Linked DNA regions of Mus musculus: all the other regions are linked to region 1. The links are chromatin loops, found by intact Hi-C in ENCODE. Cell type or tissue: heart. All regions are shown on one strand. Each heading gives the region's core, and the rest is flanking DNA. Links, peaks and the distances in the headings are about the cores only. Region 1 has its middle 19 kb from the start of Galnt18. Region 2 has its middle 77 kb from the start of Gm33204. Region 3 overlaps Galnt18 (polypeptide N-acetylgalactosaminyltransferase 18).

Evidence for each region. A loop is a pair of places that touch in the nucleus more often than their neighbours do. Peaks named below come from ENCODE experiments on the same cell type or tissue, not always from the same donor. Only the 100,000 strongest peaks of a DNase experiment are listed, where the experiment ranks them.
Region 2: it touches region 1 in a loop (2.7-fold over the local background); 5 of 42 quality-filtered maps call a loop at or near these places.
Region 3: it touches region 1 in a loop (2.3-fold over the local background); 2 of 42 quality-filtered maps call a loop at or near these places.

What each region holds. Positions count from the first base shown.
Region 1 is chr7:111,793,320-111,803,806 of GRCm38, reverse strand. No RefSeq gene overlaps it. Among named protein-coding and RNA genes, the nearest start is that of Galnt18, 19 kb to the right of the region's middle. In heart, for the core only: no CTCF peak of the experiment used is centred there; DNase peaks (open chromatin) are centred at 4,616 and 5,986; H3K27me3 peaks cover 319 bases.
Region 2 is chr7:111,927,609-111,938,095 of GRCm38, reverse strand. No RefSeq gene overlaps it. Among named protein-coding and RNA genes, the nearest start is that of Gm33204, 77 kb to the left of the region's middle. In heart, for the core only: no CTCF peak of the experiment used is centred there; no DNase peak of the experiment used is centred there; H3K27ac peaks cover 826 bases.
Region 3 is chr7:111,688,392-111,698,878 of GRCm38, reverse strand. All of the region lies in intron 1 of Galnt18 (polypeptide N-acetylgalactosaminyltransferase 18), which reads left to right. Among named protein-coding and RNA genes, the nearest start is that of Galnt18, 86 kb to the left of the region's middle. In heart, for the core only: no CTCF peak of the experiment used is centred there; DNase peaks (open chromatin) are centred at 4,408 and 5,918; H3K27ac peaks cover 1,718 bases.

The DNA of each region.
Region 1 (10,487 bases), core at 1,459-9,458:
AGCTGAATTTGTAGACTGACAACTATATCTGTAGATTGACAGCTGTACCTGTAGACTGACTGCTGTATCTGTAGATTGAAAGCTGTGTCTGTAGGCTGACAGCTGTATCTGTAGACTGAAAGCTGTACCTGTAGACTGACTGCTGTATCTGTAGATTGAAAGCTGTATCTGTAGGCTGACAGCTGTATCTGTAGACTGAAAGCTGTACCTATAGACTGACTGCTGTATATGTAGACTGACAGCTGTATCTATAGATTGGCAGCACTGAGTATGTTCTGCACCCTGAGCAATGGGAAGTAGGGATCTAATACACTCACCACCGAATGGTAAGAAGTTTAAAAAAAAATCACTGTTGAACTATTCAGTTCATGCAGAGGCAGGTGTTCTTAGCATCCTTAAGACTTCATTGTCCAGGGAAATGAAACTTCCACTGAGATACCCAAGGCATTCACCCAAAGGGCCAAAATCATTCAGGAAGTGTGTCTGGGATTCTCAGTGTGCCCAAGGCTCCCAGGTCCAGTGTGCTCCTCCCACACTTCAGCCTTTGGCTCTTTGGTGACCCAGCAAGAGAAGAGAGCAGCTCTTAGCAGTGGGGAGTTGCTGAGAGTGTTGCTGGGAAGTGCTCTGGGATGTCCCAGACCTAAGGCTGTGAAAAGAGATGGGTTTTACTAAAAACACAGTCTATGGTATTCCATTTTATTTAAATATGTATAAACGTAGATATATATCATATATTATACAAACCACACATATGCTAATTATGTGTGTGTGTGAAGTAAGTGGGTGCATTCATGTAGTGTGCATACGGGGGTTTTAGGTCCCAGGGATCAAGCTCAGGTTGCCTTGCAGGCCTGGCTGCAATGCCTTTACTAGCCAAGCCTTCTCACAGTCCCAAAGTACTGCATTCTCATAGCATTAGTGGGCTGAGACCAGCAGACACAAAATCTGTATTCAGGTATTGATTTTGAAAAAAAGCAGTTGGGCTGGCTTGGTGGTTCAGTGGTTAAGAACACTGGCTCCTCTTCCAGAAGACCCAGGTAAATTTGGTGGCCTGCAACCATCTATAACTCTAGTCCCAGGGGTCCCGATACTCTCTTCTGGCCACTGAAGGCACCAGGCATCTATGTGTTACACAGACATACATGCAGCAAAATACCCATCCACATTAAACAAACAAACAAACAAACAAACAAACAAACAAACACAAAAATGTTATTTTAAAAACACAATTGTCTTGACTCATTGCAGTGAACATTTTCAAGTAAAGCTGTCGGGGCAGCAGGGTATATTGTGTGACAAACAGTGGCACACTGCAGCTTCCACTGTGAGATTTTTTTAAAAAATTGTAATTGTTTTGGTTTTTGTTTTTTAATGCAGGAGGTTACAATGGTGAAGAGTGGGTATGGGGGTATGGGAAAATGCATAGAATTGGGGTTCACAATGTGAAATTTACAAAGAATCAATAAAACATTTTTTTTAAAAAATGATATAATTTGAAAAGAAAAGTCTAAAACCTTTGACCTCTATTTTGACATCATTAACTTGAAAGAAGAGCTGTTTGTAACTAATGCATATAAAGTGAGAACGATAATATAAATCAAGACACAGCCATTGAGACATAAAACTGTAATGCAGGAAATAAAAGGTAAACAAAGGGTTGTTTACATCCTGCCCCACACTGTTCTATTGTGTAGCTAGAAGAAAAATATTAACTCAGATCCGATATCCTGTTTGGCTATGTCCTATATCCTGTAATAGGTAGTGTGAGATTTTTTTTTTGCTACTATGACACCTAGTATAATATACACATACTATAAGAGAATAACTTTAAGTACCCGTGATTACTGTTTTTGATTGCTAGTATTGGAGGTCAGAAATCTAAAATGCATTCTACTGGACTCAAATCAAGATGTCACAGAGTGGTGTTCCTTTGGGAAGTTCTAGGAAAGACTGTTGTTTTCCTTCCCTAGCACGAGGTATCCTCTTAGCCTTTTATTTCTTTCCCTCTTGAAACCTGGCAGCAGGGGCTGATGGGCTGCCAAACTGCCCTCTCTCTACTTCTGGCTCTTCTGCCTCCTTCCAGATTCCAGGACCCTTTGTGATCACACTGTCCTCCATTGGCTAACTAGGGATATACTCCTTAACTTTAGGTCAGATGATCATCAAGTTTAAGTGTGTCTGCACTGCCATGCCTCTTGGCCACGTACATAATGTGTTCCCAGCGTCTGGAAGTTAGCATACAAACATCTGGTATGGATTGGATGTAAAACTCCTCATAGGCTCAAATGTTTGAACACTTTGTGCCCAGATGTTGACACTGTCTTGGGAGAATGTGGAACCTTTTGGGGGCATAGGACAGTGCTGGTAGACGCAGGCCACTAGGGGTTGGTCTTAAAGGTCAGAGCTTGGACCTTGATTCTGGTCCTGAGTTCTGAGTCCCTCTCTGATGGCACTGTATGAGCATCTGTAAGCTCCCATCTCCAGGGACTAAGCCATTGCTGCTGTCTTGCTTTCCCTTCCACAAAGGGTCTATGCTCTAAACCAGATTTCCTCCCTCAAACTATTCCTGTCAGTTTTTGTCTCAACCATGAGAAAAGTAGGGGATACACTTGCAGGGCATTACTGTGTAGCTCAGATAATAGGAACTAATCCTTGATTGACAATAACACTGCAGTCCCGAGCATCACAAGCCTGGGGCATGTGGTTTGAATGTGAACTGTTCCCACAGGCTCAATTGTTTGAACATTTGTTCTCCAGGCAATGCTGTTTAGCAAGATTGTAGAACCTTTGTTAGATAGAGCCTCAATGGAGGAAGTGGGTCACTGGAGCAGGCCTTTCGGTGTCACAGTCTGGCCTCATTTCCTGTCCATTCTTTGCTTCCTTGCTGTAGTTGCAGTGTGACCAGGCTGACTCACACTCTTACATACATGTCTTCCCCACGCTGAAGTTAGAATATACACATCATCCATTCAGATGCGTCTTACGTGTTTAACAAAGCAGTGGAAGTTGCCAGAACTGTTGCTTTTGAGTTTCAAGAGCCAGGATCAGAACCCCTTACGTTAGGCAAGAAAATCCTGTTTGTGTTGGGTAAGGAGACCCAGTAACCGATGTTTTGGAGAGAAGCTATAGAAAGCCACAAGAGACCCCCAGGCAGAGGAACCCTTGTGAAGTCAGGGGTTTGTGTGGATGAATCTGGTACATAGTAATTCATGGACTTTGATGACCTGGACTTCATGTTTCTGTTTAATAGGAAGGAAGCCTGCTGACCAGGGTCTTTGTTGCTCATGAGAACATTACTTATGAAAGCCACTGGCCAGATGGAGAGGGGGATTTCCATGATTTGAGCACGAGGAGGGGACTTTAACAGTTGCCACTGCTGGTAACAGTTCTTGATAAACTAGCATCTCTTTGAAATGAGTCCCAGAAAATCCCACCCGTTGGCTTCTGATCTTCTCTTGGGGGATGCGTGTGTTTGTCGTTGAGCTACACATGGAGGTGGGAGGCTGGGCAGTAGTCCAGGATCACAGACTAAGAACTGGGGCTGAAGATGTCTTTCGAAACCTTTTGGTGAGTGTTTTGCTGCAGTGTTAGATTGCCACCAATTCATTTGCTTACCAACTCCAGACCCTTGTCTAAGGCAGCAGCTTCACTTTCTTTTCCTGTTCTTCTGAGAGACATGAGAGAGAGAAAGAAGCGATGGCTTCCAGCTGTCTTACCATCTCTATACCTGAGACCTTTGGCCTTTCCCATGCTTTAACCTGTCAAATGGGCAGTGTGATGTGATCGTGGTCCTTAGGGGCCAAAGGATGCTGAGGATTTGAATCTACAGTGCAAGACTCAACATTAGTCTTCCTGTTTCTTTGAACTTGCGCTTCACTTACATTTCCTGCTTTAGGTCTGTTCCTCACTTTGGGCTGGCAGCTATTTCATGGGCAATGCCCTAAAATAGTGTGCCATGGGCCATTGTTCCATTTTACCTCCATTCAACCAGCAAGCCCTTATCCATTGTGCAAAGCAAGCCACTCCCATATGCCTGATCTTTGTGTTAGATGGGAAGGAAGTGAAATCCAGCCTCATTGAGTCCTAGAGTCCTGACATTTTGTTTCAATCACCTTCTCATATTAAGAAGCAAATAAAAGCCTGAAGAGATGAAATGATTAGCTCTAGATCACGTAGTCGATTGGTAGACCTCAGAACTGGGGTTGAAATCCATCTTTCAAACTTCCAGCCCAGTTCTGCCATAGTTTTCCATTAACTTCAACATTCTGTTAGCGGATTCAAATACAAAACCAGTAATGAGCCCTAAATTATTTTCTCCTTGAGCTCAAAGAATTTTTAATTGGAAAAGGATGTGCCCAAATTTGTGATGAGAAACAATTAACACAGCCTCCTGGACCTGCTGGGCCATAGCCATTGTTTCAGCAAAGGCACTGGATAATGAGAGGAAAATGGAAACAAGGACGGAGAGCATGCGACCGTTCCTGGTTCTTAAAGCCTTTTGTCTCCATCAAGCTGGCATTTGTTGCCAAACAACAACCCGGGAATAGCCAGGAATAGCCCAGGTGATACCAGCTACTGAGCCCAACTCTTCAGAGCTGCACTTGGCAGTGGGTAGCTCCACCATGTGTTGCCAAGTGAGATGATTAGACCTCAGCTGAGCTCTGGTTGTGAAAGGAGGACTTTGGGAACAGCATCCACTCTGTTGTCCAGCATGGATGCCACCTTATCTTCAAACCAGGCCAACCCATATCCAGCCCTGTGAAGCCACCAACCACGAGAGCATTGTCACACCTGCAGACAGGTGACTGCCTGTGACCCCTGCCTCACCAGCTCCTGCTGCTCTACCATCCGCTCAGTTCGTGTTTCTAAAAGCTCCCAATGTTTAACTTAGTCTCTGCCTTCTGTCTCATGGAGTTGGTCCTTCAACAGGCAGATTAACTTGGTCCAGCCCTTGGTTCTCCCGGACGTAACAGTCCACTACTGGCCCCTCCCACTCCTGTTGCTTTAGATTAAAGTCCCGGTCAGTACTCATTTTCTCCAGTACCCAGGAACCTCCTACTCTCCCTACAGGAAGGGATCACTCAGGCCTGTCTCTTTGGCTCTCCCTGGTTCCCTTGGTCTGAGCCACTCTGTCTGTCCGGGACTCACTCTGAGCTCTCTTCCAGCTGCTGCATCGGGTGGAGGCGCCTGACACCTCCTCACTCCCACTCTGGGCTCTACTTTCAGTCCCTGGTCTGACTGAGAACTCACCTTGATTCTTTCATCATAACATCTCACTGCATCCAGGTGCCGTAGCTCTCTTGAGCCCTTACTGACCAGATGAGGTCTCAGCCCCTTTACTGCCCAGTTTCTGTTGAACCCCAAGGGGAGAATGTTTAGAAATGGCTAGTGCTTTCTTCCACAGGACACAGTGAGTTTGAATCTCTTGCATGCTCTAGAATTTGGAGTTAACTGCAGATCTCAGGGGTTGAACACAGCTTAGACGTCAGCCCTAACACTTATCTGTTCATGAATCTCTGGCCACCTCATCAGAGTTACTTTATTAAAAAATCACCATCCCCAGGCCAACTACTCAGATCAGCTAAATTAGGATCTTAGAGAGACATTATTAGATTATTAGGTGCAATGAAGCTAGATAACTTCTGACTAAACCCATCTGTAACAACCAAAGAAACTTTCTCATCTAAATGACTGTGGAGACTCCAGAAGGCACCAGCCTAGCAAGGAAATATTGCTCTTGCATGTGTCCGTCTCAAGAAAACACCAGTAAGTGTCCTGTAGAAGTCGTTACTACATGAATATGTATAAGATATAATTACATAGATAATTCTGACGAGTAAGGGACAGTAGTTGACTGAAACACCCAGACTGGCTATAACTCAAAAGCAGGGACACATATTTTATTCTTGCCTCAGGAACTGGAGAGGATGTGGGGACAGCTTTCAACAGGCCTGACCTTGTCAGAGTGGACCTGTCAACACTGGCACGAAGTCTGTTCTGAACACCGTGAGAAGTGAGAGTGTGGTAAAGAAAAACTAGGTCACCGTCCTGATGTCCCAAAGGGAACGCAGCACTGTGTGTGCAAGTGAGCGCTACAGGAAGAACCCATCAAATGAAGTGGTGCTCGTGGCCAGAAACTGAGTCAAAGCATGCAAAGCCACTAGGAAAGATACCTGGAGATAAATAGAAGTATATTTTGGCTTCCTGAAATATATCCCTCGGGTAACAGCACAATCCTATTTAAGAGTTCGTATCGACAATTAGGGTTTACGGCCTCGATGTTGGATCAGGACAACCTACTTAAATCTTACAAAGAAGTGTAATATGTGAAACAGATATGCACTAGGTAACATGTATATGTTTGTATGGTAGGGGTGGGGGGTATTAGTTCAGATTTGCTATGTCGTGTGTGACAAAAAATGACCTAGAAATATAATCACACTTTCTCACTTGTGTGAAATGGGTACTGTGGATAGGCTTGGCTCTAAGACGCAAGCTAGTTGAGCAGCCATCATCTTAAACATGGCTGGTCAGCATGGCCGAGGACAGAAAACAGCTCTGAAGGCTATTACATCTGCAATTAGACATTCTGCATTATAAGTGACACATAGTGCTTCTTCCACATGCCCAGAATGTATTCCTAATGAAAATATGGAGGACGCTGGCCTACTTGGGTGACTCAGGTGTATTCTAAGAGACCATGTAGTCTTTAGGAAAATTTCCATGGTGCCTCACTATGTGTTCTGAGTGACAAATAGATGCAGTAAAGGCATATTAGCTCTGATTACCCAGGGGATACTGGCAATGGAAAAGGCATCTATAGAGAACCATCGCTGATCGTGAAACATGATGCTCCTACAGTGGCCAGGAAGCCACACAGAAACATCCAACTTTGCTGCATTCTGAGAGAAAACCATAAGGATCACACAAGAGGAGGACGGTGATTGATTCTTCTCAGTCAATGACACTACACAGGGAGCATTTATCCCTTGGGATGGCGCAGCAAACATTAAGGATCGTCAGCTGCATCTAGAACACATTGTCAAGTGTCAGGGATCCAGAGCAAATAGCAGGTGAGAGCAGAACTTAGGACTGGAGAGGTCTGCTGCTACCAACGGATGGCCGTTATTTTTCTTGTTGCACAGACAAAATACCTGACAGGGAGGTAAGGTTTACTCTGGCTAACTGTCCATCATGGGGCCAAGGCAAGGTAGGAGTGTGAGCTGATGTTCACATCTGGGTGGATCAGGAAGCAGAGAGAGGAAAATCATAGGATTTTTGCTTCCCAGTTTAGGGTAGGCTTTTCCTCCTTGGTTTACTCCCTCTAGAAAGGACCTCACAGACACGCACAGAAGTATGTCTCATTAATACCCTAGAGTTTCCTAATCTAACAAAGTTAATAACCAGAGTTAGCCACTGAAGGTTTGTCTTTGGGATGGTGGTAAGTCATGATTCGAAGTTTCTCTTCTCTTAGTTTTCCAGTGTGCACTTGGAGAAGCCAGTTCACTGGGCTGATCAAGCCCACAACATAGCTGATCATGTAAAATGCACTCATGTGACCCATTCTGAGTCACTTACTGGGTCTACCTCTCCTCCAAAGACACACAAACTCCACCTCTATGTGCCTTCACACACGTCACACCTTTCTGTAAGAAACACTGAGGCTCCCTGCTCCCCCTACCTCTATGCATCTTCACACACATCACCTCTGTAAGAAATACTGAGGCTCTCTGCTCCCCCTCCCCGCTGCAGGATGTTGTTTGTTTCTTTTGCAATAGGTTCTTATATAACGTCTGGTCCTGTAAGCCGTGAGCTGTCTATGTAGCCCGGGCTGGCCCTCAACTCTTTGTCCTACCACCTTTACCTCTCAAGTGCTGAGACTATAGGCATGTGTTACTATGCCTAACCTAAATGATCTTCACATATCTCTAAAAACACAAATAGCTTCCATTTCTCTCTGTGCCTTGACTCCTTCATTGCTTCCTAGCTTTCCCTGGAGAGGTGAGGTTTGATAGGAAGCCCACAAAGGCTGAGCCCTCCCTGTCTTTCTGTCCTCATTTCCATCTGTCTTTCCTCTTGCCTTTACTTATGCCAACAGCTACACACATACAAAATCTGTGCTGGGCTATTGATGCCCAAGGCAATTGCCATGTTGAACCTTTGTAGCTGTGATTGCATCATGCTCTGTACTCTTGGTGGCCTTGCTCATCCTCATCTAATTACTCCTCCCATTCCCAGGGTCCACTTTGTTCTCATCATGTACTTGCTTTACTTGGGGGAGATCTCTGGTACAAGTGCTAATCACTTATCCTCTTGAGAGATTTTGGAGGAATCTGCCCTGCTTCAGTATGTAATACCTGCAAGTTGCTTTGACTCTGCATCTCTACTTGTGTGCAGTGAGCTTGGTAGTATATCTTCTGCCAAGAATTACCCTGAAGGTTAAGATAAACAGTTCTAACTCATTCCAGAGGTAGTTACCATGAGTACAGATGTAATAGTGAATAACTGTAGGAGTGTACCCTTACATTTCTCCCAGCATTCTGTCAACTCCTTGGCTACAGGTATTTGGTTTTAAGAAGCATTCCATTCTTAAGTGCTTATTGAAGGGCCAGGCCAACAGGAGGGCACTTTGGAATGAATGAAATGATTAGGGAACATAAAACTGTGTCCAGTGACTGATTAGATTGAAAAAGTAAGAAGGTGTTGTGTGTGTTTTACATTTCTAATTGGTAGGGTTGGCAAACCACAGTTTCCTATTCTTCTTTGGTTTGGAACATCTGTGTTTGCAAATTTGCCAGTCTCTTCTTGGTTCTTGAGTGGGTATCCACACATTGAGAGAGAGGAGGGTGGGGGAGAGAGGGAGGGAGAAGGAGTGGAAGAGAGGGAGGGAGAGGGAGGAGATGAGGTGGAGTGTGAGCTTTGGAGCCAGCCCCCCTGATTTCTAAAAAAAAAAAAAATATTTCTGTGTGTCTGAGGGTGTTTGTGGAAACTCAGAGGAAGAGTGTTGGATCCTCTGGACCTGGAGTGAGCTTAGCCAAGGAGCCATCTCTGCAGACTCAATCTCACCGATTCCTTTTGGAGGCTCTATTCCTTTCTAGGTATGGATGCTATGGTGGTACCCAGTGGTACAGTGGTGAGTGTCAGGTCCTCAGCATGGATGGGCCATCATCTCTCAGCCCCGCTGAGTGGCTCAGTGGTGACATAGTATGCTCTCATGGGAGCAGCTGGAGCTTGGCACTTCCTCATTTTTGGTTATTTTGCCTTGTTCTCACAGGCAGGTGATTTCTTCAGAATGCTCATGAAGAATTTGAGGGTGGAGATTTAAGGTGTCTGAGTCCGGAACTGTGAGTTATAAGAACACTCCTAGTGGAGTGACCTGAAGGTCCACTAGGGTCAGAGGGATTGATAGTTGTAGATGTCTTCTTCCTCTCTCTTCCCTCTCCCACTTCATTCCTATCTCTCCTCTTTCCCTTCTTCCTTTATATCTCTCTCCCGTCTTCTCCTATTTTCCTCCCTCTATCTCAGTCAGCTTTCTATCATGGCATAAAAGTACCTGAGACATTCAACTTAAGAGAAAAGGTTATTTGGATCAACCTTCCAGTGGATTTAGTACATGTTTGTTTTCCCATTGCTTTTAGACTTGCAGGGAGGCAGCATATTATGTGGAGGAGCACATGGCTGAGCAAGGCTGATCAATGCATGGTGGCCAGAAAGTAGACGAGAGAGCAAGGCATGGGGCACTAATATTTCTTTCAAAGACATGCCATCAATAACCCAGATTTCTCCCTCTGTAAGGTTCTCCGCTTATAGTTCCACTGCTTTCCAGTGGTGCCATTGGCTAGGAATCACAGATTTTGGGGGACATTTAAGATCAGAACTACTGTACATTTGCTCCTATCTCTACCTCCCTCTCTATCATACATTCCCATATTTATTTATTTTTGATCCAGGGTCTCACTATGTAGCCCAGGGCAGCCTTGAAACTTGTGCTCCTCTGTCTTCGCTTCCTGAGTGCTGGAGTTACAGGCCTGCACCACCAGCCTGTCTTGCCATGACTTCTATGACTTCCCATTTCATTTTCCCTCAGTGTTGTACACCGACCTGCTTCTCTGTTTGCCCATCCATGACCTATACAGTCTACCACAATTGTCCTAAGATGGCGGATCCCCTCCTCATTACCTCTCCACCCTTCAGATCAGCTTACTCGCATTGCTAACAGATTAAATAACTCGTGCCTAAAATACAAATCCCTGGATGAGATAGACTAATCTCACCTCTGGCTAAAAGGGACTCCACTTCTGTTCGATCATTTTGCTGAAATGGGACTTAATATGGCAGTCAAGGGTGGTGGAAGCCTACAGCCACTCTGCTGGACCTGAAGGTCCTCTGGGAAGGGAGTGTGACAAGGGAGGGCAGGGGTCTGGAGTCCCATGTCCTGTTCCCTCAGATCTGAATGCTTTCAGCATCCATCAAAGAGAAAGAACAAG
Region 2 (10,487 bases), core at 1,389-9,388, 130 kb before region 1:
AGCTGCCTTCCATGTGTGTGCATAGTTGAGTCCTCCAGGAGACAGAGTCTGTCCAGCACACCCCACTCCAAACCCTAGGTCCAGAGTGCTTGATTTAATTACTAGTGACCTTCTTGGCAGTAGAATCCTAGTATAGCTATTCAGGAGGATAAGCTGAGATTCTCCATGAAGTTCTGACCCTGGCAGAATCCTTGCCTTCACTGAGCCTTCATTTTTTATTTGTAAAGTAAGAAAAATACATTTCCTAAGATGTTAAAATGGTTCAAAAGAAGAACAGAGTATATAAGTTCTACACATCTAAAGCTCTGGACAGCCGTTAGCACTCAGTCAGAGGCGTCTCTTGGCAGCACATTTTTCCAGTTTCTCAGATGTGTTAGAAAACGACAGCCTGGGAGCTGGGGGTCTGAGTTCAATCACTAGAACCTGCACTTCCCAAGGCATGTGTGTTGGTACAGGTACAAAACTAGGGAGGCAGACAGGGATGGTTTCTGGAGTAGGCTGGCCAGCCTCTCTGAGATCCAAGACAGTAAGAGATCCTGTTTCAGAAAACAAGAAGATGGCTCCTGAGAAATGGTACCCAAGGTTGACCTCTGGCCTCCACATGCACACACATATGTACACAAACATATATGAACACACGTAAACACACACACAAACACACACACACAAGCAAACAATGTCTCCCACAGCCTGAGAACCAGCTGAGTCACCTCAGGGTGATGGACTGCCATCTCTGGGCACATTTAAGAAGCCAGAGGGAGCCCGAGTCCCAGGTACTTAATTAGACAGGGAACTCAGTTAGATCCACAGTACTTTTTCTTTGCTTTAAATGCAAAGTGCTTTCATTTTTTTTTTTCAGGAAAAAAAAAACCTGGAGAGAATGTTCAGGAAAGCAAATCCCTTAAATAACATGGAAGGAGTTGGGGGTGGGAGCAGTGGCAGAGAGCTGGGGAGGAGGAATTCTGCAGGCTTCCCTTTGCAAGGCATGTGGGTCCCTGACTGCAGTTCATCAACAAAATGGAGCCGCTGAAGGCCAAGCCCTGTCATGGTGGGGTGAGGGCTCACACTTCCCCTTGGGAATGTCTGTCAGAGGTATTCATTCCTCCCACAGATGTGTCTTCAGAAGTAAAGAGGATTTCACACAAAATGAAAACAGAGTATATTTCTGACAGACAGGTAAATGCCCTTTTGTGAAAGCAGTAATAACACGTTTGTCAGGGAGGCAAGGATCTCAAACTTACTTTTGATACAGATTCAATTGCTGTTTTAATCCCAAATAACCACTCCATCACTGTACAAAACAGAACAGCCGAAGGATAATTGCCAAAGTGGGAAGGAGGTAAACCCACTGCTTTCCATCTTGAAAGGATTTAGTCTGCCTTTCAGAAGCGCTGTGTGTAGGAATTGCTCACCATTCCTTTAATACCGTCTAGCTCCTTCCTTCTGCAGACATGCTCAGAAACGGCCATTTATCACAGGCCAGGAGACAATGCAAGTACTTTTCTGTAATACTACCCTTTCCCCAAAGTGAGCCATCAAAAATTCATGACCTAGGAGATGTCAAAGAAGGGGAAGGAGTACTGGGGTCAAGGATCTTGTCTCAAGCAGTCCAGACAGTGGAAGCAATGTTCTCCCTTGGCCCGGCAGTAGCTGTACCTGTTACCTGCTGAGGGGCCACAGAATGCTTACACTTCATCCTTTAGATCAGCGGTTCTCAACCTGTGGGTTGAGACCCAGTTGGAGGATTGAAGAACCCTTTCACAGGGGTGTCCTAAGACCACTGGAAAACACATGTTTACATTATGATTCTTAACAGTAGCAAAATTACCGTTGTGAAGTGCACTGAAGATAATTTTATGATTGGGGTCACCACAACATGGGGAATAGTATGAAAGGGTCACGGCACCAGAAAGATCGAGAGCCACTGTGTTAGACGAAGGGAGTTTATTCTTCAAAGCCTTCCTTTGACTGGTGTTTCTCAAATAAAAATCTCTGTTTCTCTTCTCTAGAGATTTACTTAGGGTTCAGAGACTCCAGGCTGAGCAGAGGCAAGTCCAGGCTAATGTTAGAGCCAATTAATCAGTGTTAGATTCTTTTGTTGTTATGATGAAATACTCTGACAAAATCAGCACAAGGGAGAAAACATTTATTTCAGATTACAGTTCAAGTGTACAGTCCACTATGGCAAAGAAGTCAAGGCAGCAGAGGCTTGGAGCTGTTGCTCATCTGTCATCTTGACTGCTCCACAGTCAAGAGGTAGAGAGCAATGAATGCTGCTGTTGCTCAGCTCCGTCTCCACTTATGCAGTACAGGCTCACAGCTAGGGAATGGTGCCACCCACAGTGGACAGGTCTCCCCACCCCTCACAGCTATGCTCAGAGGATCATCTCCCAGGTTTTTGTACATTCTTTAAAGTTGACAATTAACACTTTCACATAGGCACACAGGGGCTTTGGTCATTGGTTAAAGTCTTAGGTGAAGGTCAACAGCAGGAAAACACCAGAATGCCAGTCACTATAGCAGGGAGAACCTACGTGAATGATCTCTATTTTTTAACCCAGATCAAAGATTTTAATTACTTTTCCTGTCTTTTGGCCATTGCTCTGTCTTTACTGGAGGTCTGAACTGTGTTGGGCTCTGTGCCCAAATTCAAACAAGACAGAAAGCGACTAAAAGATCTAGTTCCTCCTTACCAGAGTTCCCAATCCAGGGAGGCTTATAGAAATAAAGTTGAAAAACAGTTGGGAGCACAGTATGGTACATAAAAATGCATGGTACATCCTAGAACCCAGGAATGGGAATAGGTGGCGGTTAGGACCAAGCCGGGAATCCAGTACAAGGACACAGGCACAAATTTAGAAACAGGCAAAGAGGAAGAGCCACAACCTTGCACATGTGACTTGCAAGGAGAGAGAATGATATTTTATTCTTTCTATCAGATGTGGTTATGCTTTCATCTTATAGCACATTGATTTGAAACTGAGAAGTAATCTGAAATGGTGAGGTTCAATCACTTGAATCCTCAAAAAATCAGGGTGGCCATGGTAAAGGACTGAGTCACTGTAAGAAGGGGAGTTATGAACAATGAAGATAGTGGGTGGGACAGAGGATGCTTCCCTGTAGTTAAATGACCAAAGCATCTTGGGGTTACAGAAAGGTGGTGAATCCTCAAAGCGGCAAGCACTGGTGCTGCCTCATAAAGGAAGTGAGAGGGAGGAGCAGGCTCCATCCACCCTACTCAGGATTGTCACGCATGTAGCTGCATTATGACAGGCGTTGGTCACAGTGTAATCAAGGCATAGGCATGTTGACGTAGTAAGCTATGTGCAGTGAGACCCAGCCTGGAGTGGCCATCCTTGTGTCCTGAGCCTCTGCAACTCCATGGCTTGTCCTTGGCTTGATACTTCGGGTGACCTGTTTATCCACCCTGGCTTGTCTCTGACTTGGCACTCAGGCATTTGGTGTATGGTGGGCCATCATGGCTGTTGGCCACTGTTGTTCTTGCTGCCTCAGTGCTCCTGTTTGTTCCAGTGCCTTCTCACCATTCAGACCAGACCCTGGCCTAGGGAATAGAAGGCATAGCAGATCTAGAAAGAAAAACAAACAAGTAAAGTTATCTTGATTAAACAAATTGATTTGGAAGAATGTTTGGCTAGTCAGATCCTTCTCATCTGAACCAATGAAGGAAAAAGAAAAATCTGTGGATTTAAGGAAACAAGAGTTAGGAGTTAAAAAAAAAAAGAATGTGAGGATGCATCCTGAGTGATAGAGCCAAATTCATGATTCCTAGGGACCTGCATCTTCCATAAATGATAGGGGGTCTATGGTTACTGCAGTTTTCATACTGCTATGGTGTGTGTTAGTTACCATTCTCATCCAACAAAGCAACCTAATGGAGGAAGGCTTTCAATTGTGGTTTAAGGGTACAGTTCATCATGGCAGGAACAGCTCATGGCTGAGATGGCACATGCGTGAGACAGATCAGGAAGCAGGAAGTAAGGGATCTGCCACTCAGGCCATTTCTCTCCCCTCCCTTTTTACTCAACTTGATACCACAGCCCATAGGATGCTTCTGCCCACATTTAGTATAGATCTGCCCATTTCAGGCAATTCTCTCTGGAACCATCCTCACAAAAACACCCAGAGATATATGTCACTAATGTCTCAGGCATCTCTTAACCAAATTGACAATCCAAATAAACCACCACACAGCAGGGAAATGAAACAGCAGCATGGGTATCAGAGTAGAGAGGACTTTAGACAGCCATTTTCTGCTAGCTCAAGAAGCATAAAGAGTGCTTGAGTTTTCTTAGGCTCCTAAGATGGAGCTGAGAGCATCAGAGCTCCGGAAGGTGCCTTGCAGACAAGTGAATAAAGGTATCTTTTTTCATCTGCTCATGCTCTCACCCAAGTTGCTGGACACGTGATATGGATGACACTGTTAGGTAAAAATGAGCTTTGATGCAGGAGTATTTTATTCTATTTTAGAAGGAAGAATTGCAAGGCCTACAGAGTCAGAGAAAGTGGCGAAGGGGAGAAGGATTGGACTGCACGCCATCGACCACAGCGAGTCTGTAGATAAGGTTAGACTGGACTGCACAGTAACGCTATTTCAGACCACTTTGATACCAGATGTGGATGAAGATGTTTCAGAAATAGAATGAGCAGAATTCAAAGGAAAGGGCAGCTGTACCTGGGGCCAGTGTTGGCTTCCTCTAGGATCACTAATGAACTTGAGAGAACTGTAGGCATGAGGCCCCAGTCTAAACATGCTACTTATAGTTTCCCCAACAGTGGGCCATTTTTACCACGTGGGTAACTTCAGCCAGCCGCAACTGTCTCCCACTTCCATTTCTCTTGTGTGACAGAAAATGGTTAGCTGGTTTATTAAAAGCCACATTAAGATTCGTTGGGGGTACTTAAAGATACACAGTCTAGTGACATTAAGATGCACTCTGTTGGCTAGGTTTCTTGCTGGGAAATGGCCTCTCTGGATCAATTCACTGAGTATAACAGTGTGGTGGTCATCATAAATCTAGAGCCTGAGATTTCACGGCAGTCCCAAGAAAGCCCTTTGCTATTACTCTGAGTCTTCAAGCTCCTCCTGACAGTGGGCCAGGCTCTCTCTGCCTCAGCCAACAATGAAAACAGAGAATGCTTGGCTATACTCTATATATAGAGTGGCTGTACTGACCCTACTCCAGATGTCACTAACAAATTGCTGCAGTTGTGCTATTTTAGGGTGATAGCGCTCTAGCCATGCCATTCCTTTGAAGACCTTTTTGGCAGTCTGAGCAGCTTCAAAGGGCAAATAACAAGGCAAAGGACTTAGCAATCCCATTTTTAAAATCCAGTCTTAACACTTAAGCTGTCCCACTCCATAGCTGGTCTTTCTCTGCCTGTTCTTCATCCTTTGACACCATGGCAATATCTTATCCTCTAACTCTGTACATTACAATGTCTGGTCATGCATACCCAACTCCTGGCTCTCAGCTGGTCCCCTGACTTGATCATTATTTGGATGGACTTAGCATCTCAAGCCTTTCTTCCAGGACTCTCAGTTGAGCAGTACTCTGTGAAATGCCCCAAGGCTAAGTCCTTGATGGTGTCTATGAGTCAGGAAAGAAGCTAGATGTATGTGTTAGTTTCTGATGATAGATCCTGACTTAGTTTGGGTGCCTCTCTGAGCATCAGTCCAGACAGTTAACTTCATAAGATACTTGGCACATGGTGGAGAGATAAGATATATCAGTTAGTAAAGTTATTGCTACTGAAACATGAGGACCTGAGTTCAATTCTCAGAACCCACATAAAAATGCTGGGTAAGAGCTTGTAATCTCAGTGCTGGGGAGGCAGAAACAGGTAGATCTCTGGGGCTCACTTACCAGCCAGCTTTATGGTGAGTCCTAGGCCAGTGAGAGACCCTGTCCCAAACAACTATGTTGGGGGCTGGAAAGGTGACTCAGCAGTGAAGAGTTAAAAGCACAGCCCAGGTGCCATTCCCAGCATCCCCATAGTGGCTCACAACCATTTGTAACTCCAGATTCAGGGAACCCGATCTCTTTTGACCCCCAAGGGCACCTAGCATAAGTGTGCACAGTTATATGTGTAGTCAAAATACACATAAAATAAAATGAATAAAACTAATTTTAAAATACCCCCCAAAAGTCAACAACATCTTGAGGAACATAACCCAAGGAGAACCTCTGGCCTCCAAACAGAATCACACATCTCTGTTTGTACACACAAACATAGCACATACACAATGGTGGGGAGAGAGGAGGAGGAAGAAGAGGGAAATATTTAGTACATATTGTTTCCTTTTCTCTGGGAATTCTTTAGATCCTTCTCATTGAATCCTCTCATGGTTGGCTGGAATCATGTGAAACATTTTATCACTGACAACTTTGATGTTATTGCCTGCCTGGACTTCAGGTATCATCCACTACCTGAAATTTCTTCTATCAATTTTCTCAGTTTCCCAACTAAAGTCCCTTAGAGCTCTGTGCTTTGGTTAATCTAGACAGCTCACTTAGAACAGCCACTGCAGCAGGCCCCCAAGTCAATGCCCAGCAGAATACAGGCTTCCTTTGTGGTCCACATTCCTCACAGTCTCTCATATTCTTCCGTGGGAGGATACTGGGAAAGATGTCCAGGCAGACACCGTAAGGGGTGACACTGCTCCTGTCTAGGTGTGAGTTCAGAACTAAAAGCCCAGGCGGATGCCTCAGGAAAAGATGAACTGCTAAGGGTGGAGTAGCGTTGAAAACAAAAACTTGCACAATGTTTTCTTTAAAAGCCCAATCTGCAGAGACGATCACTCTGCAACATTTACTGAAATGTCAGTGTTCTCCAAAGCCCTCAAACACCCATACTGGTGATTAAGAAATCAATAATTAACATGCAAATCTGAAAGCTGTAGGCAAATTGAATATTAATTACTGACTTCATAAGTGGAGGCTGCTCAGCAGTATGAAAATAGTTCGGGATAATTAGGATTTAACAACCTTCAGACATAAAGAAAATAAATACAGGGTTCTTGATGAATGACTTTATTTTTATTTCATTATTGTATGATAAACATCCCTGCATTTTGTTTTTTTTTTAGAGACTAAGGAGAGAGGGTGATAAACAAAAGGAGGTCTGGGTCTGGAGACATGGCTCAGCAGTTAAGAGCTTCTAGAGGACCTAGGTTCAATTCCCAGCACCTATATAGCAGCTCACAGCTGCCTGTACCTCCAGTTCCAGGGCTTCTGATACCCTCACACAGTCATACACGCAGGCAAAACACCAACAGGCACTGAATAAAAACAAATTATTAAAAAAAGAAAAGAAAAGGAGGCCTAGAATATTTAGTAATATAGTGACACTCCCCTTTCCATCTCCTCCACTAAGGTCCTCTGGGAATTATTAGCTAGACTTTTGGTTTTGCAGCTAAGATGACAAGGTGACCCCTGCAGCTGGGAATCGAGAAACACTGCATGCAAGAGAAGTGATGGGAAATAGATGGAAAGATAAATCCATGACTTAGGGGAATCTCATTGCTCTGCAATGGCCTTGTTATGGTGATGGGGGAAATGATCATATAAAGCCATGATTTCGGAACATCGCTCTGTAATGCTTTTGGTTTGAGCACCTGTGGTCCACATCTTCCTTCAAAATGTAGCTTAGCTGTAGAATTACTGTTCAGAGATCTGACATCATCTGTCTCTCCTTGCTCTTAGGTTTGGCTATCTTTTCTAGCTCCCATCTGCTATTGGTTCCGGGCACTCACTTTTAGTAAGTTCCTCAAGTCTAAGTCCCCTGGGTAGTTGATACATCCTTGTACCTTCTCTAAGGTAATCTGCATACAAAACTTCAGGTCTCTTTTGTATGTGGTAATTGGCACCAATTCAGATATAAGTCTTAAATAACTATTGTTGAAAGTTAACCCCCATATTAAAGGTCCAAAACTACAGATGAAGCGTTGTGTATTCCGAGCAAGGGAACATATCCGTGTTGGTGCTGATGAGGTCAAGAAATAGGATGGAAAGAGCATCCCTGAAGGTGCTCGGTGCTCCTCTTAGCCATTATCTCTATTATCCTGCTCAAGGGTCAATATAACCTTGAACTTAATGTCGCAGATTCACTTAAGCTGCTTTCAGCAAAATAGTTGTAGAAATACAATCATCCATTGTGTCTTGTGTTAAAAAATTCAATCACGATGCTGAATTTAGAAATAATTCATTTTCCTCTCTCTCTGTCTCTCTCTGTCTCTCTGTCTCTGTCTCTCTCTCTCTCTCTCTCTCTCTCTCTCTCTCTGTGTGTGTGTGTGTGTGTGTGTGTATGTTCATGTGTTTACACCTGTGTATATGTGGGGGTCAAAGGACTATGCTGAATCCCTTCCTCAGTCACTTTCTATCTTATATTTTATGACAGTATCTTACTGAACCTGGAACTGACCAATTCAACTACACAGATTGTCCAGCAAGCTCCAGGGAAGGGGTCACAGGTACACATGGAGCCCAGCGTTCTACATGGATTCTAGAGATCCATACCCAAGGCCTCATGCTTATCTTGTAAGCACTTTCTTGTCTGAGCCATCTCCTCAGGCTCTTCATTTCATTCGTATTTTATGTTATGTAATATACTGTGTAGAATATAGTATAGCACTTTATTACTGGTGGACATTTAGATTGCTTCTGTTTCAGTGAAATTGCTAAGTCATGGGGCTATGGGTACAATTAACTCTAGCAGTGTTGATGACCAGTTTTCTGTAGTGGTTGGACACATTTGCACTCTGTATCAGGATCTGAAAGTTCTAGTTGATCTACCTCCAGTCTTTAGGAGCCCAGGCTAGCCTCACATTTGCTGTGTAGCTGAGAATGACCTTGAACCTCTGATCTTGCTTCAACTTCTTAAGTACTAGGATTATAGGCATGGACCATCATGCCCAGTTTACATGGTGATAGAAATTAAACCCAGCCTTCACTTACACCAGGCAAACACTCTATCAAGAGAGCTATTTTCCCAGTCCCTCCTTGACAATATTCAGTGTTGCTCTTTCTTTTCTATGGTAAGCCACTCTGTTGGCTACATTAGCACTACCTCAAGGACTATCTTTTCACCTGTTTGCCAGTGATTTGGAAATCCCCCTTCTCTACAGGCTTACCTTTCTCTCTCCTAATGCCTCACACACATCTGTATATTCTTGACACAGTTCCTTAGGGGTTACGTATATATAATGCAAGCACACTCCATTGGCTTAAAGCTTGCTTTCTCTTTGCCCTTGGATTCTCCAGCTTTTATCTTGCCTTTTTAATAAACTGCATCTCTTAATTTTAATGCAATTTAGCATATCAGTCTTTTTCTTCATGAGTTCTGAGTTTCATATACTGTCTAAATAAATATCTTGGGCCAGCACACCACTTTTATACAAGGTGTGAGAGTCGGAAGGCATTCACTCATTTTGGTTTCTGGAAACTAGTGGTTCTAATATGGGCTATGGAAGAGTGTCTACCATGGTCTGGGTGTGAAATATGCTGCAGAAGCCATATGGTGAGGGCTTGATCACCAGCTCTGTGCTCTATGGGTAGAAAAATCTTAAGGATGGGCTCATGGGAGGTCCTTTAGTTTTCTTCATTTTTTCCTTTTATTGAAATTAGATTCTTTCCTCATTCAATATATCCTGTTTATAGTTTGACTCTCTAATTCACTAATTTCTCAACCTTTCCTTCCCTCTAGATCCACTTCCTTTCTGTCTCTCATTAGAAAGGAATAAGCTTAACAACCAAACTAAACAAAATAAAATATAATAAGATGAAGCAAAACCCACCATATTGAGTTGGCTAAGGCAACCTAACAGAAGGAAAAGGCACAAGTAGAGCCTCACTCTTCATTCTCACACTCCTAAGTCCCATAAAATTACTAAGCTAAAAGCTATAGCACAATGCACAGAGGACCTGGTGCAGATAGTGTGGGTTCTGCTTGCTGCCTGTCTCTGTGAGTTCATATGTGCCTTGCTTAGTTGATCCAGAGGACCTTGCTCTCCTGGTGTCCTCCATCCCCTCTGGCTTTTCTACTCTCTGTCTCCTCTTCCTCAGGGTTCCCTGAGCTGGGGGTGGGGGGATTTGGAAGAGACATCCCATTTTCTCTGCATCTGTTCCCACCTGCTGCTAGAAGTTGCTCCCCTGATGATGACTGAACAAGGCGTTGAACTGTTCCCTGTCCTGCTCTGCTGCTAAGTTTCCAGTGAATGCCTGCTGGTACTGGAGGCTGGGATGGTAAGGTGAGTTGGGAGAGGGAAGGTTGGGGAAGAAGATCTTTGTGATCTGTTCGGGGTGAGGTCAGAGAGGAAAGGGAGACCACAGCAGATTTTCTGCTACAGAGCTGGGGATGAAACAGGGTGGATTGGAACTGGACAAAGCAAAGCAAAGCAAAGCAAAGCAAAGCAAAGCAAAGCAAAGCAAAGCAAAGCAAAGCAAACAAAACAAAACAAAACAAAAAAC
Region 3 (10,487 bases), core at 1,715-9,714, 110 kb after region 1:
GTGAGAATTTTGGGTTCAGACCCGTGTCTCTACCTGTGGTGTTATCTACAGATCCTTGTGAAGATCATGGTGCTGTGGTCAGCTCCCAGGCCTCAGCCAGGCCACTGGGAGAGGCCTATAGGCTGGGCTCATGCACACGTCGTGGAGGTGAGGACATAACTCGCAGGACATCCTGATGCTGTTGCATCTGTCTGTGGAGAGGAGCAGAGACGAAGGCCCTCAGATGGTGGTTTCTGGAGTGTTTGTCTAGGTTGCTGAGAGTGAGAGGCATCTGAAGTGTACTGGTGTCCACACCCTTGTAGGCCCAGCCTTGGCCAAGCTGATAATAACACAACGGAGGGGCAGAGCCCCTGAGAGCCAGTTAGCATGAACTTGAAGCTCATAGAACTTGCACCCTGGCTACTCATCTATGCCTTGTGATGGGCACCCTCTTCCATCTTATCCAGTAGCCTTCTAGACCCCAGCCATGGCTTTGGGGATGGTGGCAGAGGGATGGTTATGTACCGCAGTGACCTTGGCCTGAAGACCCCAGAGGTCAAGGTGACATACTGGGTTTAAATTTCATTTCTCTGGTCTCTTCTTCAGCAGCCTGGATGTGCTGGCTAGTCTTGTGTCAACTTGACACACAAATGAATTATCTGCAGGGAGGGAGCCTCAACTGAGAAAATGAGTCCAACTGTAGGGTATTTTCTTAATTAGTGATTGATGATGGAGGGCCCAGCCTATTGTAGACAGTGCTTCCCCTGGGCTGGTGGTCCTGAGTTCTATAAGAAAGCACTGTGAACAAGTCATGGGAAACAAGACAGTAAACATGGCTTCTGCATTAGCTCCTGCCTCCTGTCCTGACTTCCTTCAATGATGAACAGCAATATAGTAATGTAAGCCAAATAAACCCTTTCCTCTCCAACTTGGTCATGAGTTTCATCACAGCATTTGGGAAGCAGTTATTCCAACTCCCCAAGCCTCTATTTCACCATCTTCAAAACAAGGTCATGAGAACTCTAGCCTGGGATGGAGGGGATGAGAATGAACAGGTTGGCCTCATGTCTGGCACATATGCAGTAAATGGTGTCCACCATTGTTAGATTCTTATATCATGTTAATATCAGATTTAACTTTGCTGCAGAACTGGGCTATAGCACATACTGCATTCTGGTGGCTGAGTCCTATTGCTCAAGGTACATGGTGCCCAGATCCACAGCAAATAGATGTGAGATTTTTCTGGTAGAGTTCTAGATTCTGAGATCATCAGAACACGCGGAGCAGCTTGTAAAGCCCTGTGTATGGATTATATCCACCCATCCATATCCCACATTCCCAGAGTCTGATCACAGGTCTGGGGTGTGGTCCTGGATCAGCATTTTACGAAAATCCTACAGTGACTATTTCAGGAAGTCCAGGGTTGCAGAGGTTCAGTGTCATGAGCTGTCCCCAGCGGTCTGGCCAGCCCAAGCTACTTCTATTAAATCACAAAGTCTTGAATCTGACTTCTGCCCATCTGGGGCAGCACTGGAGACACAGGGAACAATCTCTTGTCTTCAGCTTCCCCATCTGGACATCAGACAGAGCTGTAAACTCTGCTGTTTATAAAATGCCATTGCCTGTCTACCGGTGACCACAATTTTAGCCTCCTGTGGTGTGGGGAAATAAAGGATTTGTGTTCTGAGTGACTTGTCAACCTATCTTGAAGGTTTCACAAGGCTCCTAGGGTGAGCAGGACATGGAGTTCTTATGAGGATCAGCACATCGACTATCCATGATGTGTTTGCCATGATGTCTGACCCTGGTGAGTAGTGTGTTTTTTATGTGAAGCAAGAGTGTAGATTTTCCTCACTGTCACTATGGGAAGTGGTGAACAGACCTTGGGAACGCTGGGATACTCTTGAACATCCGAGAAACCTGATGGGAGTGGTAACTCATCCTATTGGTTGTTCTTTCTTTCCTTAAAATTCTGCCTGGAACAGCTGGGCATGGCCAAGCAAATCTGTCATCCCAGCTCTAGGGAGATGGAGACAAGAGATCAAGAGGGAGTTTGAGGCCAATCTAGGTGATGTGACATCATGTCTCAAGAAAAAAAAAAGAAAAGAAAAAGAAAAAGAGAAAAGTTGCCTTGAAGTTCAACTTCATGACAATTCTGTCATTGTTTTCCAAGGCAGTGACTCCCTGGTGTGAAAGTAAATGAGGCAGATAAACTCCATTTTATTTTATTTTATTTTATTTTATTTTATTTTATTTTATTTTATTTTATTTTATTGGTTGATTGATTGATTGATTGATTGAGACAGGCTCTTCTCTAGCTCAGGATGCCCTCAAATTCCTTAAGGCAACAGTAGTCTTGACCCTCTTCCTCCATCTGGCTCCCAAGTGCTGGAATTAGAGGCATGCTCACCACACCCAGTTTATGTGGTGCTGGGGACTGAGTTTAGTCAGGGACTTGTGTATGTTAGCACTATGCCAGTTGAGCTACACCCCAGATTCAGTAAATTCTCTTTTCTTTGGTGATTCATCATTCATTCTAGCTGGAGTTGAGTGGCATGTTGGGATTGGTAGGAGGGGTTTCTTGGTTTCAATTATTATGTCTAAAGGCAAGGAGTTGTGAAAGGTTCTAGCTGGCTTCTTTTAAGAAAAAATACAGAATCTCACTCCTTTTAATTTTTGTAATTTTATGTATATAAGTACTCTATCTGCATACACACTTGTGTGCCAGGAAAGGGCATCGGATCCCATGATAGCCACTGGGAGCCAGAGGAAGGAGGATCAACATCATTGTTGACTTAGGGAATTTGAGGGCAGCCTGAGCTACAGAGGAGCCTGTCTCAAAAAAGAGGAGTCAAGTCGACACAAATACCTAAGTATATATGGGAAGAGGAAGTTTTACTTGAGAATATTTTTCCATAAGATTGGCGTGTAGATGGAAGTCTGTAGGCGTTTTCTTGATTAATGATTGATGTGGAAGGGCCCGTCCACTGTGGAGATGCCATCTCTGGGCAGTCAGCCCTGGACACTATAGGAAAGCAAAGAGAGAAAGCCATGAGGAGCTAACCAGTAAACAGTGTGCCTTTATGACCTCTGCTGCAGTTCCCACCACATCGTTCCTGCCTGAAGTTCCTACCCTGACTTTGGTCAGTGATGGATTGTGACTTGAGTATTATAAGCTGAAAAAACCCCTTTCCTCCCACAGTTGCATTTGGTCATGTTGTTTTATCACAGCGGTATAACTAACAGACAACTGGCTTCTTGCCTTTTCCCTGTTTGATTCCATGCAGCCACTCAGCCCAGGGAACTTCCTCAGTATATCCCCTTTGGGAACAACCCCTTAGACCCCCCCAGAAAAGTGCTCCAATCTCGTGGGTGATTTGTGAAGGTTGGTTTTAATTGTAAATTGCATACACTCTAGAATTACTTGGGATGAGAGTCTGGAGATCAGATTTGTCTGTGGGAATGTCTATGGGGGATTGCCTTCATCGTGTTAATTGCTATGAGAAGACCATATCCCTAGGCATGGAGTCCTACAGTGTAAGTGTGCAGAGGAAGCTGGGCATTGGCAGGCAGGCATGAATTCTTTCCTCTCCTCTCTTAACTGTGGTGTGATGTGATGACTGCTTCAAGTTTCTGCCACCTTGACTTAACCACAGTGATGGAATTTCAGGTTATAATAAAGCCTTTCTCCTCTAGGTTGCTTTAATATGGTATTTTACCACAGCCAAGAGGAAACTAAAGCACAATTCTATATCCAGTATATGTGAATGAAGATTAATACAAGGACGTTTCTTGCCTGTAAAATACAGATAACCAGAGAACCTTGAGTTCAGCAAGCATAGCCTAGAACACAGCCCAGTGTGTGTCCAAAGTAGCCTATGGCCTTATTATGCCATATTGTTCTCTGTCCAGGTTCCATAAAAGTTTGGTATGTATGGGTATCTAGAGGGAGAACACAGGTTGAATGACAGGCTTGCTTAGTATCACCTGGAAATCATTGTTTGTTTCTAGGCATGGAAGAAATGGGGATTGACACTGTGTAGGGACACATCAGTGCATAGCAAATGCATTGGGATTTCATGCATCACTCCTTAGTGCTCCAGAAGCAGAGCTGGAGGAGGCCAGGAGTAGACTGTAAAGCATATATGAGCTGCAAGTGTCTACTGCTGCAAGGTCTCCGGGGTCAAATCAGAACTTTGTATGCAATGGTCTCCAGTTACACACAGCAGGAGGAGAGGCTTGGCAGAAAATGCACTTTAGGGGAAGAGCTAGGAGGCAGTGCTGCAATACCAGCACGTAGTACGGGTATATTAGAGGAAGGCAGAGGATCAAGTTGGAAAGAAGTTCCGGCAGGGCAGCCGTAGGACTCAGACGGGCAAGCAGCCATCTTGGCCTGACTCTGGCAGTGCAGGGCTCTGCCTCCTGAGAACGAGTGGGTGTGAGCTTGGGAACTGACACTTGGACAGTAGCCCATGGGAATGAAGAGCCAGGCCTGGGGCACTGGGGCTTGTTCTCACTGTATCACAGAGGCAGCAGTGGAAGAAAGGGGCAGGGATTGCACCTAAGCTTTCCTATGTACCCAAGTCAGGGTGTTCCTGGTGGGTAAACTGAGGCTTCTCTGAGCTAGAAAGCTTACCGGAGTGCCCAAAATGCTCAGGGACACTAGATACGAGCCAGCTTGCCTGCTCAGACTCCCCTGTCTTTCCCCACAAAACCACAGTACCCTGGTCTAGTATCTGTTCACACTCCATCTTCCTTATTATATAAAAAGCCTACGCTGTAGACTGAGAGTTGGACAGAGATGTCCATGGGACATTTGAAGGGATCCCGTAGAGTTCTCTTCTCTGTCTTAACTCAATGAGGAGGAAATGGCAGTTCAGAGATGTTGACAGGCTGTTCTGAGGTCACTCAGTAAGACAGTAGTGAAGTCAGGATCCGAACCAGTCAGCCCTACTGCCCCTTGCCTCCTGTCTCTACATCTATCCATTTTTCATCCTTGGACAGGCTCAGCATGGCACGACTGCCTAGGGAACATCAGCAGAAAGCAGACATTTGGAGGCTACCAGTATCTTGAAGGACAAGCTCCTCAGGGACAGGCTGTGTTACCAATGAATATTTCAACGGTGTTGAGACTCCATTGAGATACCATAAGGATGGCACAGGTTCCAGCTGTCTTCCAGCTAAGATGAGGGAAACACAGGTGTGGAGGATGTCCACGGCCTTCCATGGGTCTCTTATCTGTCTCCTGGTTGGCTGGGGATCTGGGGAATTGTACCATGTCTATGCTCGCACCTGCAGCACAGCCACACACTCCAGCATGGAGTTGGCATTCAGCAAGTATTTGTTGAATGACTGGCTGATTAACTGGATGGTTGAGAGCCATCTCTCAAGTCAAGGGTGAGACAGAATGGATTGTCCAGGACTCCTTCCTCCTCCTGTATTACACACATTGTAGAATCAAACTCTCTCTCTGGAGGGATCTGGTAATTTTCATGGTTATCATCTGTCCCTTTAAACAGCTACTCTCTTGCGAACCCTCAGCTTGGTGAGGGAAGCCCCTGCCCCAGCGTGTTAGTACTGACTTACTCTGTCCAAGAGCCGTCTTGATCTCCAGGTTGCCAACTTTAAGACTTTGGCTTCTTTTCCTATGCAAGTGCTCTTGGGCAAGTGAGTTGATGTTTCTGGCTTTGGTTTTACCTAAAATAAGGGCAAAGGGGATGCATGAGGTGCCACACAGCACTGGCTCCATCACAGGACTTGAGCTGTCATTCCCCAAAGGGCTTGGGAGAGGCCTGGCCCCCTTCCATCTGCCAGGCAAGCTTAAGCAGGCTGTGGCTGTCTGCCCATGTTCCTTTGTTTAGGAACACAAAGGAGCGGCAAGATAATGAGGCAGAAAGGAGAGGAGTCCACAACGCACCAGACCAACCCTATTGGATAACACTTGCCTTCACCCAGAACTTAGTTATTTAAAGTGCAGGAGGGAAGCCAGCATCATCTGCTCAGTGTGCACTGATAGGGTTTATAAATAGCTGGGGATACTGTGGGAGGCAGCGTAGAAGGACCCGGATGCCCACAGTGAGCCCTGACTCACTGCGGTGGGGCACGGCTTGTGTGTTACCCTGTTCTCCCTCTGGTAACTCTTCAGGAAATCCATGTGTCTCAGCTTCCAGAAGAACAGCACTGTGGCCTCTGTACAGGTTTCGGTGACGTCAGTATCGTTGGGTTTGGTAATGATGGCAGCCTTTGGAGACCAGCAGATTTATTTGGGTTCTGGTTTTGACTCGTCTGACAGGTGTGACTGTTGGCTAGATCGCCAGGCTCCTGAGGTCCTCCACAGCCTCTATGCATGAGACTTCGTGGACAGGTTGCTGAGAAGATGGCATGAACTGAGGCAACCTCCTTGGTCCTTGAGGCCACTTGATAAGAGCTCATGGCCCACTCTGGTGAGACAGGCAGGTGTGTGTGTGTGTGTGTGTGTGTGTGTGTGTGTGTGTGTGTGTGTGTGTGTGTGAGGTTCCACAGCAGCAGTGTTTGTAGGGGTCTGAAGATTATCTAAGGTGTTACCCAAGAGACGACAGTCACAGCGAGAGCGGCAAGAGGTGACTGAGCAATGTACTGACACTGGAAGGTGCTGCGCTCTCTGGAGTCTTTGAAAAGTAACATTCCAAAGGAAAGCTTTATCATTATCATTATCATTATTATTATTATTATTATTATTATTATTATTATTATTATTATTATTGTGATTATTTAGTTCCCTTATTGTTGTCTAGTTAGTTAGCTGGCATTTTGGTTTCCTCCATCAGTCTAGACTGCTTGCAGACTATTTGCCGTCGAATTCTTTCTCTGCTCTTGCCATGAGGGGAGTCTATATGACATGTTAGCAAGTCAGACTGACACTCCAGTTCTCAACGCCATGTCAGACCCTTGGAAATTCCTTATCCCAGAGTTTAATGATACTCATGCCTTTGACTGAGCTCAGTCTTGGAGAAGCTCAGGGAAGGCTTCTTTGCCTTTTGTGGGATGTCAGCTCTTGGCACATCCCATAAAGTTCTTTGGGAGGAGCCGAGCATAGGCATTTATCAGCTTAACTTGCAAACATTCTCTTGGATGCAACCCCGCCACTGGATTTGCTGCTAGCTTTAGTTGAGCTTTATAAGCTGACTGAGCACCCACTCCTCCACCTCCTGGACTTACCAATGGGTTTTGCTACATGGTCAACATAGAATTATCCATAAACCCACATGTCCTCTCCATACATCCCTTTGGCTCCCGACTTCTGAAGTCACACCCACCTTCATGTTTCCTCTAATCTATCACTTTTCTTTTCTTGTCCCTTCCACGTAAGTCTCATCTCCCGTCACCTTAGTTGCTCTTCTATATCTTCTTCCCCAGTGGCTTCCTCATTCCTGCATCTTGCTCTGTGAAGCCCAGCATCACACACCCACGGGTCAGAGTGGCTCTCTTGAATAGGACATCTGGCCACACGTACATCATTTCCCAGTGGCTTCCTCTATTCAGCTGCTCACTACCTCATAGAGCTTGCAAAATGATGTAACTGTCTTTTATGGGAGGGGTTCTTACAGTCCATTGTGCGGTGACCATGACACTCTCCTTGTCTTATGCCTGCCCACTTCTCTCTTCTGTTGCTTTGTTAGAGACCCAAGCTTGACAGCTTGACATAACTTCCTTCATTGTCTGTCTGTGGAAGAGATTCTAGATCTATTTTCAGTCAGTTCTACTGAAGTTTCCCATGCTGTACCCTCCCTACTCACCACATTCCCTAGACACTCTGTTTTTTGTATTTCCGTAACTTATTTGTGCTGGCCCCTTGGCTTGAGTAACCTTTCTCTAAATAATTACTAATGTACCCCAACTATTTTCATGTGATGCCTACTCTATTGTCTGTCTGTAACATTCTCCAAAACTCAATTTGTTTGTTCTTGTCTGTAAAATGGGCAAGAGCAAGTCAGTGGCACAGTGAAGACTGCCTGAGATGAGACAGTGGGCTGGTTTATTAGAAGTGCTCAATAGATAGCCAGCAGCCTGCCAGCCTGAAGTCTAGAGATGATCCCAGTGGCAGGGATTCTTCTGTCTCTTTCCCATCAGGACACTTGAGTGTGACAGCCATATGTCACTCTCAGTTAGAGAATATTGAGAATAATTGGCATTTATTAGGCAAACAGCTCATTGATATTTGGCTTCATGAGATTGTGAAAAATTGGAGGAAGAACACTGATAGGCCTAGAAAGTTGTGTTTGAGAAACTAAAACCAGAGGATATGAACCCTCTTAGAATCAGGGTTTTAAAAATAAGAATATATAGTTACTTACAAACATATTTTTCATGGGCCAGTGCTTTAGCCAGGCATCTCTGTGTGGAGACAGACTGTCAGTGGCACAGACAGTGGTGCAGCAAGAGGTGGACCGTCAGGTCTGTGGGATGAAGCTGCTCTGGACAGTTACTTGGGAGATGTCTGTTAATTGCAGAACAGGAATAATAATTTCTGTTCAACTTCTGGTACTGGGAGTTGTTGGTCACTTTAGAAACATGAAAGATAAGGAAGCATACACAGGAAAAAAGAGGGGAACTCACCTGACCCAACAGCAGAACTTAGATGGGCATGGGTTACAGTCCTGTCTGTGTGCCAGAGTTTCTTTTTCCTCAGTACAGGAAAACTATAATGGAAGCAGAGGCAGGGGCTCTTCTGCTCTGTCATGGAGTAGGGGCACCTCCAAGATAATTAAGACTTTTTGGATGATCTCCATACAGAATGTGTGTGGTTGGATCCCAACCATTCTTGACTGTACACTGTTAAAGAAAATCACAATGTGTGTTGAGCTTGACTCTGGAGGAGACAGGTATTTTAAATGAGTGCTGCCATACTCTGTATGGACCTCCATCATGGATGCTGATAAAGAAGCCATCTCAGCTGCCTGCATCCCGTGTGGAGGAAGCCATTGCTGGTTCCTGGTGACTTTAAGTGTGTGTAGGAGGTCTGGATGTTGGCAGATCTTAGTTGTGTTTGCCTCGGATATTGTGGTTGACTTTTACTGTGGGACTGTGTAGCACGGTCTCCTAAAAGCATGCTGTATTGTTAAAAGTAAGAATGATGTGGGCGCTTATCACATTCATGAATAACAAGGCATCTTCCGATTTTTATCACAGGACAGTTCCTCATAAATGCTAAAAATGGACAAACAGCTGAGCTTGGCAGGAAAAACAGGGGCCCATGAATCCTTTTGTTTACCCATAAAGCCACAGGGCTCCATGATCATGGAGTCATACAACCTCACCCATAAATGATCACTCCATGGCCAGTTAGTTCCTCATCCAATCATTCAAGCTTTGTTCATTGTAACTGTTTATCCTGAGCCCCTGCCTTGAAAGCCATTGGCTTGACTCATGGCTTCTCCTCTTTGTCACCATCTTCTAGCTCTCGGAACAGGGGACACTGCCTTCATAGCCCTTTCTGAAACCTTTCTAAGCCTCTCTCTACTCAGGCTGTCGGGATCTCCTCCCCATCTTCCAATTAGCAACCAAATGCCTCCACCTTGATGTTCCGGGGACCCCGCCCCCATGAGTGTTCAACACACCTATCACCAGCTTTCATCACCATCTCCCCTGTAAGTCTCTCCCCTGTGCAAATGACTGTACCAATCACTTAGTGACAAGATCTGTAATGACCGTTGTCCATCATTGCCTAGCCATATTTCTCTAATGTCAAGCCTGAGGCAGTTTGCAAACACACTCACTCTTGGTGCCTGTGTTTGAGTTCAGGACCTAATTACCCAGTGCTGATTTAATCAGTCTTGGTCATCGGGTTCGAGTTCTGTGCTCCCCAGTCACCTTCTACTCCACCTCCAACACTGTGACATTTCTAAGACACAGAGCTGTGAGAAACCCCCAGACTTGTCCCACCCTAGTCTCTATGCCTCAAGAATCAGGTTGTAAACATATTAGCATGGCGTTCTGGTCCTTGGAAATCCCTCTCCTTATAATCTCATCTTTGAAATTTCCTGCTGTCACTCTTTCTGCAACCTATTATCCTCAGAATGGATGCTCTCATACACAAATATATATGAATATATTGAGATATACAAATGCATGTATTTAAATATATGAATGCATTCATGCATAAATATAGATGAATTGGTCTGTGTGGTTTCCCCCTCTCTGAACGTGTGCAGTTTCCTCTGAGAGAACTGGACTTAGCTCTTACCATCTTGTCCAAGTCTCTCCCTCTCAGAAGCATCCCGGATCCCATAGGCAGAATTCCTGCTTTTCTAAGGCTCCTCAAGACTTGTGTATAGGATCTGCTTTCAAACATTTTTATTCTCTGTGTCAGCTCTGACTTGAGAGTGTCCCAGATGCCCTGATGAGTCTCATGACTCAGAGACTGGGTCTTATCGCTCACATCTTCCCTTGCTTTAGGAGACAGTGTTGTGGAGTGGTTTTCAATATTTGCCCATTTTGGTGCAATAAACACCCTCGCTCTGTGTCTGGGA